2 separate regions of the Homo sapiens genome follow, and region 2 is linked to region 1. Evidence: read pairs that join two places in POLR2A ChIA-PET (ENCODE). Cell type or tissue: Panc1. All regions are shown on one strand. Each heading gives the region's core, and the rest is flanking DNA. Links, peaks and the distances in the headings are about the cores only.

Evidence for each region. Peaks named below come from ENCODE experiments on the same cell type or tissue, not always from the same donor. Only the 100,000 strongest peaks of a DNase experiment are listed, where the experiment ranks them.
Region 2: POLR2A ChIA-PET joins it to region 1 with 6 read pairs; 3 of 35 experiments call an interaction of 5 or more read pairs at or near these places.

The regions. Positions count from the first base shown.
Region 1 is chr20:31,954,526-31,959,822 of GRCh38, forward strand. No RefSeq gene overlaps it. Among named protein-coding and RNA genes, the nearest start is that of PDRG1, 5.1 kb to the left of the region's middle. In Panc1, for the core only: no CTCF peak of the experiment used is centred there; no DNase peak of the experiment used is centred there; H3K27ac peaks cover 2,304 bases.
Region 2 is chr20:31,731,894-31,737,190 of GRCh38, forward strand. No RefSeq gene overlaps it. Among named protein-coding and RNA genes, the nearest start is that of TPX2, 4.7 kb to the right of the region's middle. In Panc1, for the core only: no CTCF peak of the experiment used is centred there; no DNase peak of the experiment used is centred there.

The DNA.
Region 1 (5,297 bases), core at 763-4,762:
AAGGCTGCAGTGAGCTACAATCGTGCCACTGTAACCCAGCCTGGGTGACAGAGTGAGACCCTTTCTCTAAAAAAGAAAAGAAAAGAAAGAGAGAAAGAAAGAAAAAGAAAGAAAGAAGGAAAGAAAGAAAGAAAGGAAGGAAGGAAGGAAGGAAGGAAGAAAGGAGGGAAGGAAGGAAGGAGAAAAGAAAAGATAAGAAAAGAAAAGATAGCACAGGACAAGGTGGAGGTGGAATAATGGAGGGGCTATTTGAGATAAGCTGGTCAGAGAGGGTGTCTTTGAGGAGATGGCATTTGAACAGAAGTGTGGAGGAGATGAGGGGGTGAGCCTTGTGGATATCTAGGGGAAGAGCATTCCAGGCAGAGGGAACAGCCAGTGTATTTGAATAGAATTAGTGAGGGGGAGAGGGTAGGACAGAGAGGAGAAGGAGACATTGAGCACACAGGGCTGTGGAAGGTGCTGGCAGTGCCCCACCCAAAATCCACTAGGGCCTCCCCAGAGGTCACCTGCAGACACTGCTGTGTATGCCTGTGGCTTCCTGCTTCTCTCTGCTCATGGATGCAGGTTGAGAGGGGAATGCAGTGAATTAATATCCACGAGTGTGAACTCCTACCAAGAAAAGAGAGTCGTTAGTGACTGTATACTCTAGCTTCTTTGCCCCTCTGTGAGAGACCCAAGAGGAGGCTGCTATAATCATCTAGGCAGGAGAGGGTGGCCACTGCACCAAGAGATAGCAGTGGGGGTGGTGACCAGTGGTGGGATTCTCAGGGCCTTTGCACATACTCCCCCATCGTTCTGGATTAATTTTCTCCCATGCCTTTATTCACGTGTCACTATTCCATATCCCCCACTGCTCAGCTTGGGGTTACCTCCTCCTGAGGGTCAAGAGTCCTCTCTGGGCCCCCACAGTTTTTTGGACTTCCCTTGTCTCTGTACTTCCCATACCATCTTTGTTCTCTAAACACCTTGCTTTGTAATCATGAGCTCCCCAGGGCAGAGACCTTGTCTGTCTTGTTCACTGGAAAAGTGTCCCCCTCTCTGGGTCATCACCCACCTCCCTGCTGCTGCTCACACAAGCCAGGCGTGGTCCTGCCTCAGGGTCTTTCCACTGGCTGCTGCCTCTGCCTGCACTTTTCCCTGATGTCTACATGGTTCCTTCCCTCACCATCTACCAGCTTTTTTTTTTTTTTTTTTTAAGATGGAGTCTCACTCTGTTACCCAGGCTGGAGTGCAGTGGCACAATCTTGGCTCACTGCAACCTCCACCTCCTGGGTTCAAGTGATTCTCCTGCCTCAGCCTCCTGAATAGCTTGGATTACAGGTGTGTGCCACCATGCTCAGCTAATTGTTGTATTTTTTTAGTAAAGACAGGGGTCTCACCACATTGGCCAGGCTGGTCTCAAACTCCTGACCTCAGGTAATTTGCTTGCCTCGGCCTTCCGAAGTGCTGAGAATACAGGCATGAGTCACCACGTCTGGCCCAGTCTTTTCTTAAATGGCACCTTTTCAATGGAGCCTGCCCTGACCACCATGTTTAAAATGCAACTTCTGCCCCTCCTGCTACTCCTGATCAACTTCCTCTGCTCTAGTTTTTCTTTTTCTTTCTTTTCATCATAACTTTTGTCACCTCCCAGCATGCCTTATAATTTACTTATGGTTATTGTTCATCTCCCTCTGCTAGAAGAGAGGCTCCTTGAGGGCAGGAATCTTTCATTCATTTCTTCACTGATGTCTCTCAAATGTCTAGAACAGTGCCTGGCTCCCACAGTAGGTGCTTGATAAACAATTTTGAATGAATGAATTAATGAGCAGAGTCAGAATTCTACTTAAGGCAGATTCTCTCTGAGGCCAGATTCTTAAAGGTGAGGGCTGGGATCATGCCTTATCCACTAAAGTACGGGGATTGGGTTTGTTCTCATATGCTGGGAAGCTGCTGGAGGGTGCTGAGCAGGCACAGATATGATTGGGTTTACCTTGTGAAAGCCCCTGTGGCTCTGGTGATAGGATGGGTGAAGAGGGGCAAGTGCAGTGCATTCCTCTGAGATACGTGTGTATGTGTTGAGCGGACAGGAGGGTGAAAATGGGGGCTTGGGGAGGTGACAGGGCTGGAGCTGCACTGAGAGAGCAGTGAGAGGAACCCCTTTAATGTCCGGATTCTCCAAGCAGCCTGGGTGGCTGCCCTACCAGCTCTGGCTGGGCCTCCCAGCTGCTGAGAACATGCTCCTATGCTGCAGATGGGCTGTGTGCTCGCCTGGGTGGTCCCTAGCTCCTCCCTCCACTTCCTTTGCACCCTTGTGGGCTTGGTGGGTGGAAGACAGGCTTCCACCCTGTCTCCTCCCCGACCCCGAGAATAATCCCTTACATTCATGTGATTCTCCTCGCGCCCTCACTTCATCCTCCCACATCCCTGGGTAACACAAAAATCTGAATCCCACTGGGCAGATGAGGACATTGAGGTCAGGCAAGGGGATGGGACCCTCCCAAGGTCATGCAGCCAGATGGGGACACCAGGTGGGGACATGTCTCCCAACTCCCCACGCCTCCATTTTCACCAGGCAACAGATGGCCCATGGCTTGACTTGAAAAATCTTAAGTGATCCCAAAGAGAGTGCAAGCCCAGAACATTCCAGCCCTCCTTGAGCTGGTTTTTACTACTACCTTTTAATACCAAATTCATTCATTTTAATTTCTATAAATGGATTCTTCTTACGGAAACTCAAAACATTACAGAGAAGACTAAGCTCTTTTTTACCCCCCTCCCCCTCTTCTCAGTTCCCTCTAGTATCCCAGTTTGGGTGTGTCTTTTCAAAACTGTGATATGCATTTAAAGACATAGCTGTCAACCCAGAGAAAACCCACAGGACTATTGTGAGATGGTAGGACAGGAAGGCAGGTGGAGGGCATTGCACACAAACCTAGTGCTTCGCAGCATTGCTCTTGGACAGCTTTGATTGACATTTAGATCTCTTTTCTATTTTCTAATAGCTGCAAAATATTCTATAGTGAGGCCAGCACAGTGGCTCACGCCTATAATCCCAGCATTTTGGGAGGATGAGGGGGGCATATCACTTGAGCTCAGAAATTCAAAACCAGCCTGGGCAACATGGCAAAACCCTGTCTCTACAAAAAATACAAAAAGTAGCCAGGCATGGTGGTACACACCTGTAGTCTCAGCTACTCAGGGGGCTGAGGCAGAAGTTGCAGTGAGCCAAGATTGCACCACTCCCCTCAAGCCTGGGCAACAGAGCAAGATCCTGCCTCAAATATATAAATATATATTCTGTAATATATATATATATATATATATATATATTCTGTAATATATATATATATATATATATATATATATATATTCTGTAGTATTTTAGCCATATAGTCCATTTGTTTATCTCATTTTCTACATTGAAATTTACGTTTCATTTTCATACACTGTAGTACAGTGGGTTGAGTTAATCCTGCCTCTCAGTTCTTAGCACGTGGTCATGATTTAGTCTGCAAGGACTCTTTCTTGTTTATATCATTTTCTCCCACCTCCACTCACTTTTAACCTCACTGAAACCCTCTCTACTGTATTTGATATGTCCTTAAATACTCAGAATTTCTTGCAAAATGCGTCATGTTGTTTTATGTGTTTCTGTGTTTTAAAACTTCTTAGCGGGACCAGGAGCAGTGGCTCACGCCTGTAATCCCAGCACTTTGGGAGGCCGAGGTGGGTGGATCACCTGAGGTAAGGAATTAGAGACCAGGCTGGCCAACATGGCAAAACCCCATCTCTACTGAAAATAGAAAAATTAGCCTGGTGTGGTGGCACACGCCTGTAATCCCAGCTACTCAGGAGGCTGAGGCAGAATCGCTTGAACCCAGGAGACAGAGGTTGTAGTGAGCTGAGATCGTGCCACTGCACTCCAGCCTGGGTGACAGAGCGACACTCTGTCTCAAAACAAAAATACATAAATAAATACCAAACCACATACCCGGTTTATTAGTATCAACTAAAACTGAGCATACCTGACAATTCCAGTCCTATCATTGGGTGTAATTCCACACAATAGAAACGCATACATACATGTACCCAAAGACACACACAGAGATGTTCTCAGCTCACTGCAGCCTCTGCCTCCCGGGTTCAAGCGATTCTTGTGCCTCAGCCTCCAAAGTAGCTGGGACTACAGATATGCACCACCACACCTGGCTAATTTTTGTATTTTTTGTAGAGATGAGGTTTCGCCAGGTTGGCCAGGCTGGTCTCGAACTCCTGGCCTCAAGTAATCCTCCTGCCCTGGCCTCCCAAAATGTTGGGATTACAGGCATGAGCCACCGCTCCTGACCCTGGGCATGTGTTTTGAATCCACATAAACATTATTGAGTTGTAAGTCATGTTCGTCTCCTCCTTTTATTTTTTATTTTTGCCTCTCCTGATGTTTCTCAGATCTCTCCATGCACTCTAGCACTCTAGGTACCTCTAGCTCCTTACTCCTCCAGCTCCAGAGAACTGCAGAGCTGCCTCTACCTCATTTCACTTGTCCACTCTCTTGATTATGGACACCTGAGTTGCTTTCTGCCCCTATCAACACACACAGTGCCACACTGGACATCCTATGTGGTATTGCCTTGTCATAGGGCACACACACACTTCTTCTTCCTTTTTTTTCTTTCTTTTTTTTTTGAGACAGGGTCTCACTCTGTTGCCCAGGCTGAGTGCAGTGCCCTGATCACAGCCCACTGCAGCCTCAAACTCCCGGGCTCAGGTGATTCTCCTGCCTCAGCCTCCCAAGTAGCCAGGATTACAGGCACACACCCCACCATACCTGGCTAATTTTTAAAAATTTTTAGTAGAGACAAGGTCTCACCATGTTGCCCAGGATGGTCTCAAACTCCTGAGCTCAAGCGATCCTCCCACCTTGGCCTCCTAAAGTGCTGGGATTACAGGCATGAGCCACCGTGCCCAGCCTTCTTTTTCCTAAATGCTGCCACCTTTCTCTCCAGGATGGCTTCCTCATTTTCACTCCTACCAGTGATGCACATCTTCGCCAACTTTGGGCATTTCCACCTCTCTATGGCCTGCCAGTGTGGTGGCTGTAAGTAATGTATTTACTCAGCCCGTCTCTTGTGCATAGACATTTAAGTTGTTTCCACCTTTGCAGATGATACAAACTGCTGCAATCATCCTTCAGGGACATGCTTCTTTGTACTTTTCTCTGAGTTCAATTTCTTTTCTGCCTCATCTTCCTCCACTCTTCTTGAACGCCAGTTCCTAAACACATCCTAACTTTCCCAGCTCTTTCCCTGAGCTCAGGC
Region 2 (5,297 bases), core at 876-4,875, 220 kb before region 1:
CACACTGCAGCCTCAACCTCCTGGGCTCAAGCAACCCTCTCATCTCAGCATCCAGAGTAGGTAGGACTATAGGCATGTGCCACCACACCCAGTTAATCTCTCACTTTTTCAAAACAGAGTTTGAGAGCTTAAATAACTTTCTACCTCACTGGCTCCTCCTTCTCTCTCCTTTGCAGTTTTACTATTACAAAAAAAAAAAAAAAGTCTGGGTGTGGTGGCTCATGCCTGTAATCCCAGCATTTTGGGAGGCCGAGGCAGGCGGATCACCTGAGGTTGGGAGTTCGAGACCAGCCTGACCAACATGGAGAAACCCCGTCTCTACTAAAAATAGAAAATTAGCCGGGCGTGGTGGTGCATGCCTGTAATCCCAGCTACTCGGGAGGCTGAGGCAGGAGAATCGCTTTAACTCGGGAGGCGGAGGTTGCAGTAGCCGAGATGGCACCACTGCACACCAGCCTGGGCGACAGAGTGAGACTCCATCTCAAAAATAAATAAAATAAAATAATTACATAAATAAAAAAGAGTGTTGCTGTGTATTATTTGGGTGATTTGAATTTATTTATTTTTATCATTATTTTTTGAGATGGAGTTTCACTCTTGTTGCCCAGGCTGGAGTACAATGGCGCAATCTCAGCTCACCTCAACCTCTGCCTCCCGGATTCGAGCAATTCTCCTGCCTCAGCCTCCCGAGTAGCTGGAACTACAGGCGCCCACCACCACCTGGCTAAGTTTTTTATTTTTAGTAGAGATGGGGTTTCGTCATGTTGGCCAGGCTGGTCTCGAACTCCTGACCTCAGGTGATCCACCCACCTCAGCCTCCTAAAGTGCTGGGATTACAAGCGTGAGCCACCGCACCCAGCTAACATTCTTTTTTTTTTTAATTAAAGACTCAAATTATCTATCCTTTCTCTGTATAAATCCAGTTTAACTTCTCCCCTCTGAATTTCCCATTCTTGTTAGTTTGTTATGAATTTTTCCATAACTTTCTCTCTATATATATATCCACATAGGAGAGGCAGTCCAAGGCAATGGTTAGGGGATTGGTCTCTGGAGTAGGCCTTCCTGGGCTCAAATCTTGATTTTGTCACCACAAAAGCTGTATGATCTCAGATAAATTGTCTAATCTTTTTAAGCCTCAATTTCTACAATCTATAAAATGGGTGTGGTAACATTAACTATCTCATAGGGTTATTGTTAGGATATATGAGTTAATATGTGTAAAATACTTCTAATAGTGGTTAGCATGTGGTAAGTACTAATGGTTACTTATACACACCCATGGGAAAAGTGGAACATTATTTTGAGTATTTTAAAAACATAATGATGTCATAATGAATTTATGTCAATCAGCAATTCATTTTTTTGAGACGGAGTTTCACTCTTGTTGCCCAGGCTGGAGTGCAGTGGCGCGATCTCAGCTCACTGCAACCTCCGCCTCCCGGGTTGAAGTGATTCTCCTGCCTCAGCCTCCTGAGTGGTGGGATTACAGGCGCCCACCACCACGCCTGGCTAATTTTGTATTTTTAGTAGACACCGGGTTTCACCATGTTGGCCAGGCTGGTCCCAAACTCTTGACCTCAGGTGATCCACCTGCCTCAGCCTCCCAAGGTGCTGGGATTACATGCATGAGCCACCGCGCCCAGCCATGCAATTCATTTTTTTTAACTCAAAAATATATCTCAAAGATCCTCTCCTGTCAGTCCAGATCCATGGAACTTTTTTAAACTGCTGCTTAGTGTTCCATTCTGTAGGCAGTTGATTGAAATATTCCTCGATTTGTGAAAATTTAGGTGGTTTCCAATTTCTTACAACTACATTGCAATGAACTACTAATTGATTTCCTTATTTCCACTCTTGTTCCCTTCCCTCGATGATAACTGAAATTGTGAACAGAGTGGACCAGATGTGTCTATCCTTCTTTCCAGCCCTGAAATTCTGCTTCAGTGATTCAGACCACATAGTCTCCCATTCACAGAGAACGAGAACTTGAAGCTCAGCCTAACATAAGCAGGTAAAATGATAGGAGAGGAAACTCTTGGACCAGGCTTACCTCCTGTTCATTTGGAAGGAATTGGGAAGCTCTTGCATACATCCTGGCCTCCTGGCATTGCCTCATTCATTCATTTATTCATTCAGTCAGTTACCTTCTGCCTAGTAGTCCCCAGACAACAATAGTTCTGATGCTTCTTCCTTCCTAATATAAGGCAAACTACCTTTACCCCCACCTTGACCCAAGCCTGTCTACTCCATTGTTGGCAGGCACATGCCTGGTTGTTGGGTGATGTGGGTGCTGAAAGTGGGACAGTCACAGCCCAGGCAGACCCCTGCCCTCCCTTTGCCCCACCATCTATCCAGCTCCTGCCTTTCTCCTTGTATTGCCATCCACACTTCAGGGCCTCGCGAGCAAATGGTTTTGCATTTATCACCTGCTAATACACTAGATCATTTACTTATTTATCTCATCTGGCATCTGTCTTCTCCCCTAGAATAACAGTTCCACGAGGACAGGAATTTTGTCTGTCTTTTTACTGTGGTATCCCCACACTTAGTATGGTGACTTGGCACATAGCAGGTGCTCAATAAATGCTGCAGCAACTGGGCATTTGTGTGACTGGATGAGTGTTATCTCTTGGAATGAAACCTAGAAATGGAAGTCCTACATCATAGGGCATACTTATTTGACATTTTAATAGTTGTCAATAGGCTGAGCGCAGTGGCTCACACCTGTAATCTCTGCATTTTGGGAGGCTGAGGCGGGCAGATCACCTGTGGTCAGGAGTTCCAAACCAGCCTGGCCAACATGGTGAAACCCCGTCTCTACTAAAAACTAAAAAATTAGCTGGGCGTCATAGTGGGTGCCTGTAATCCCAGCTACTCAGGAGGCTGATGCAGGAGAATCACTTCCCGGAAGGGGGAGGTTCAGTGAGCCGAGATCACGCCATTGCACTCCAGCCTGGGTGAAAGAGCGAAATTTTGTCTCAAAAAAAAAAAAAATTAAAAAATTAGCCGGGCATGCTGTGAGGTGCTTGTAATCCCAGCTACTCAGGGAGGCTGAGGCACAAGAATTGTTTGAACCCAGGAGTCAGAAGTTGTAGTGAGCTGAGATTGTGCCACTACATGCCAGCCTGAGCGACAGACAGAGACTCTGTCTCAAAAAAAAAAAAAATAGTTGTCAATAGTTGTCCACACCCATCTATACTCCTACCTGCTGAGTTACCTTACAAATTTCTGATACTATCAAACTTTTAATTTTGGTTAATCTGATGGGTGAAAAATGGAACTTTCTTGTTTCAATTTCCTTTATTATAGTGAGGCTGAGCACCTTCATGTGTTTGATGGCCAGTTTTGTTTCTTCTTTTTTTTAGTGGAGGGTTGGGGGACAGGATCTTGCTCTGTCTCCCAGGCTGGAGTGTAGTGGCCTGATTTCAGCTCACTGCAACCTCCACCTTCCAGGTTCAGACGATCTTCCCACCTCAGCCTCTGGAGTAGCTGGGACTACAGGTGAGTACCACCATGCCCAGCTAATTTTTGTTTTTGTTTGTTTGTTTTTTTTGAGACAGAGTCTCACTCTGTCACCCAGGATGGAGTGCAATGGCATGGTCTTGGCTCACTGCAACCTCTGCCTCCTGGGTTCAAGCGATTCTCCTGCCTCAGCCTCCTGAGTAGCTGGGACTACAGGTGCGTACCACCATACCTGGCTAATTTTTGTATTTTTTGTAGAGACGGGGTTTCATTATGTTGGCCAGGCTGGTCTCAAACTCCTGACCTCGTGACCCCCCCTCCTCAGCCTCCCAAAGTGCTGGGATTACAGGCATGAGCCACTGTGCCAGGCCTATTAAGTTTTGTATTTTTTGTAGAGAAGGGGTTTTGCCATGTTGCCCAGGCTGGTCTCGAACTCCTGACCTCAAGTGATCTGCCCCCGCCCCCCACCCCCGGCCTCCTGAAGTGCTGGGATTACAGGCGTGAGCCACTGCGCCTGGCCTACTAAATTCTGATATACATGAGTTCTGGATTTTGTTTTTGTTTTTAAAGACAGGACCCAGCTCTGTCGCCCAGGCTGGAGAATCATGGCTCGCTGCAGCCTTGACCTCCCAAGCTCAAGTGATCCTCATACCTCAGCTTCTTGAGTAGCTGGGACTACAGGTACGCACCACCTCACCTGGCTAATTTTAAAAGTTTTTTGTATCTTGCCATGTTGTCCAGGCTGATTTCAAACTCCTGGCTCAAGCAATCTTCCCGCCTCTGCTTTCCAAAGTGCTAAGATTACAGGCATGAGCCACCATAACTGGCTGAGTGTGTTTCTGGACTCTTAAACTCTTCTACTGATTTCCCCCACTTTTAACTTCTACGACAATACCATACTTAAAAATACCTTTATTTATTTATTTATTTTTGAGATGGAGTTTCACTCTTGTTGCCCAGGCTGGAGTGCAATGGCGCGATCCTGGCTCACCACAACCTCCACCTCCCGGGTTCAAGCGATTCTCCTGCCTCAGACTCCCGAGTAGCTGGGATTACAGGCGCCTGCCACCATGCCCGGTTAATTTTCTATTTTTAGTAGAGACGGGGTTTCTCCATGTTGGTCAGGCTGGTCTGGAACTCCCGACCTGAGGTGATCTGGCCGCCTTGGCCTCCCAAAGTGCTGGGATTACAGGCATGAGTCACTGTGCCCAGCAAAAATACTTTTTTTTTTTTTGAGACGGAGTCTTGCTCAGTCACCCAGGCTGGAGTGCAGTGGCGCGATCTTGGCTCACTGCAAGCTCCGCCTCCCGGGTTCATGCCATTCTTCTGCCTCAGCCTCCCAAGTAGCTGGGACTACAGGCACCCGCCACCATGCCCGGCTAATTTTTTTTGTATTTTTAGTAGAGACAGGGTTTCACCGTGTTAGCCAGGATGGTCTCAGTCTCCTGACCTCGTGATCCACCCGCCTCGGTCTCCCAAAGTGCTGGGATTACAGGCGTGAGCCACCGCGCCAGGCCAAAAATACCTCTTTTTAGACAAGGTGCCATGGCTCATGCCTGTAATCCCAGCACTGTGGGAGGCTGAGGTGGGAAGATCACTTGAGTCTGGGAGGTTGGGGTTGGAGTGAGCCGTGATCCTGCCACTGCACTCCAGCCTGGGTGACAGCAAGACCCTATCTCAAAATAACAAAACAACCACCACAACAACTACCACTCCCCCATCCCTTTGTTTTTGAGGTAGAGTCTTGCTCTGTCGCCCAGGCTGGAGTGCAATGGCACCATCTTGGCTCACTGCAACCTCTGCCTCCTGGGTTTAAGTGATTCTCCTGCCTCAGC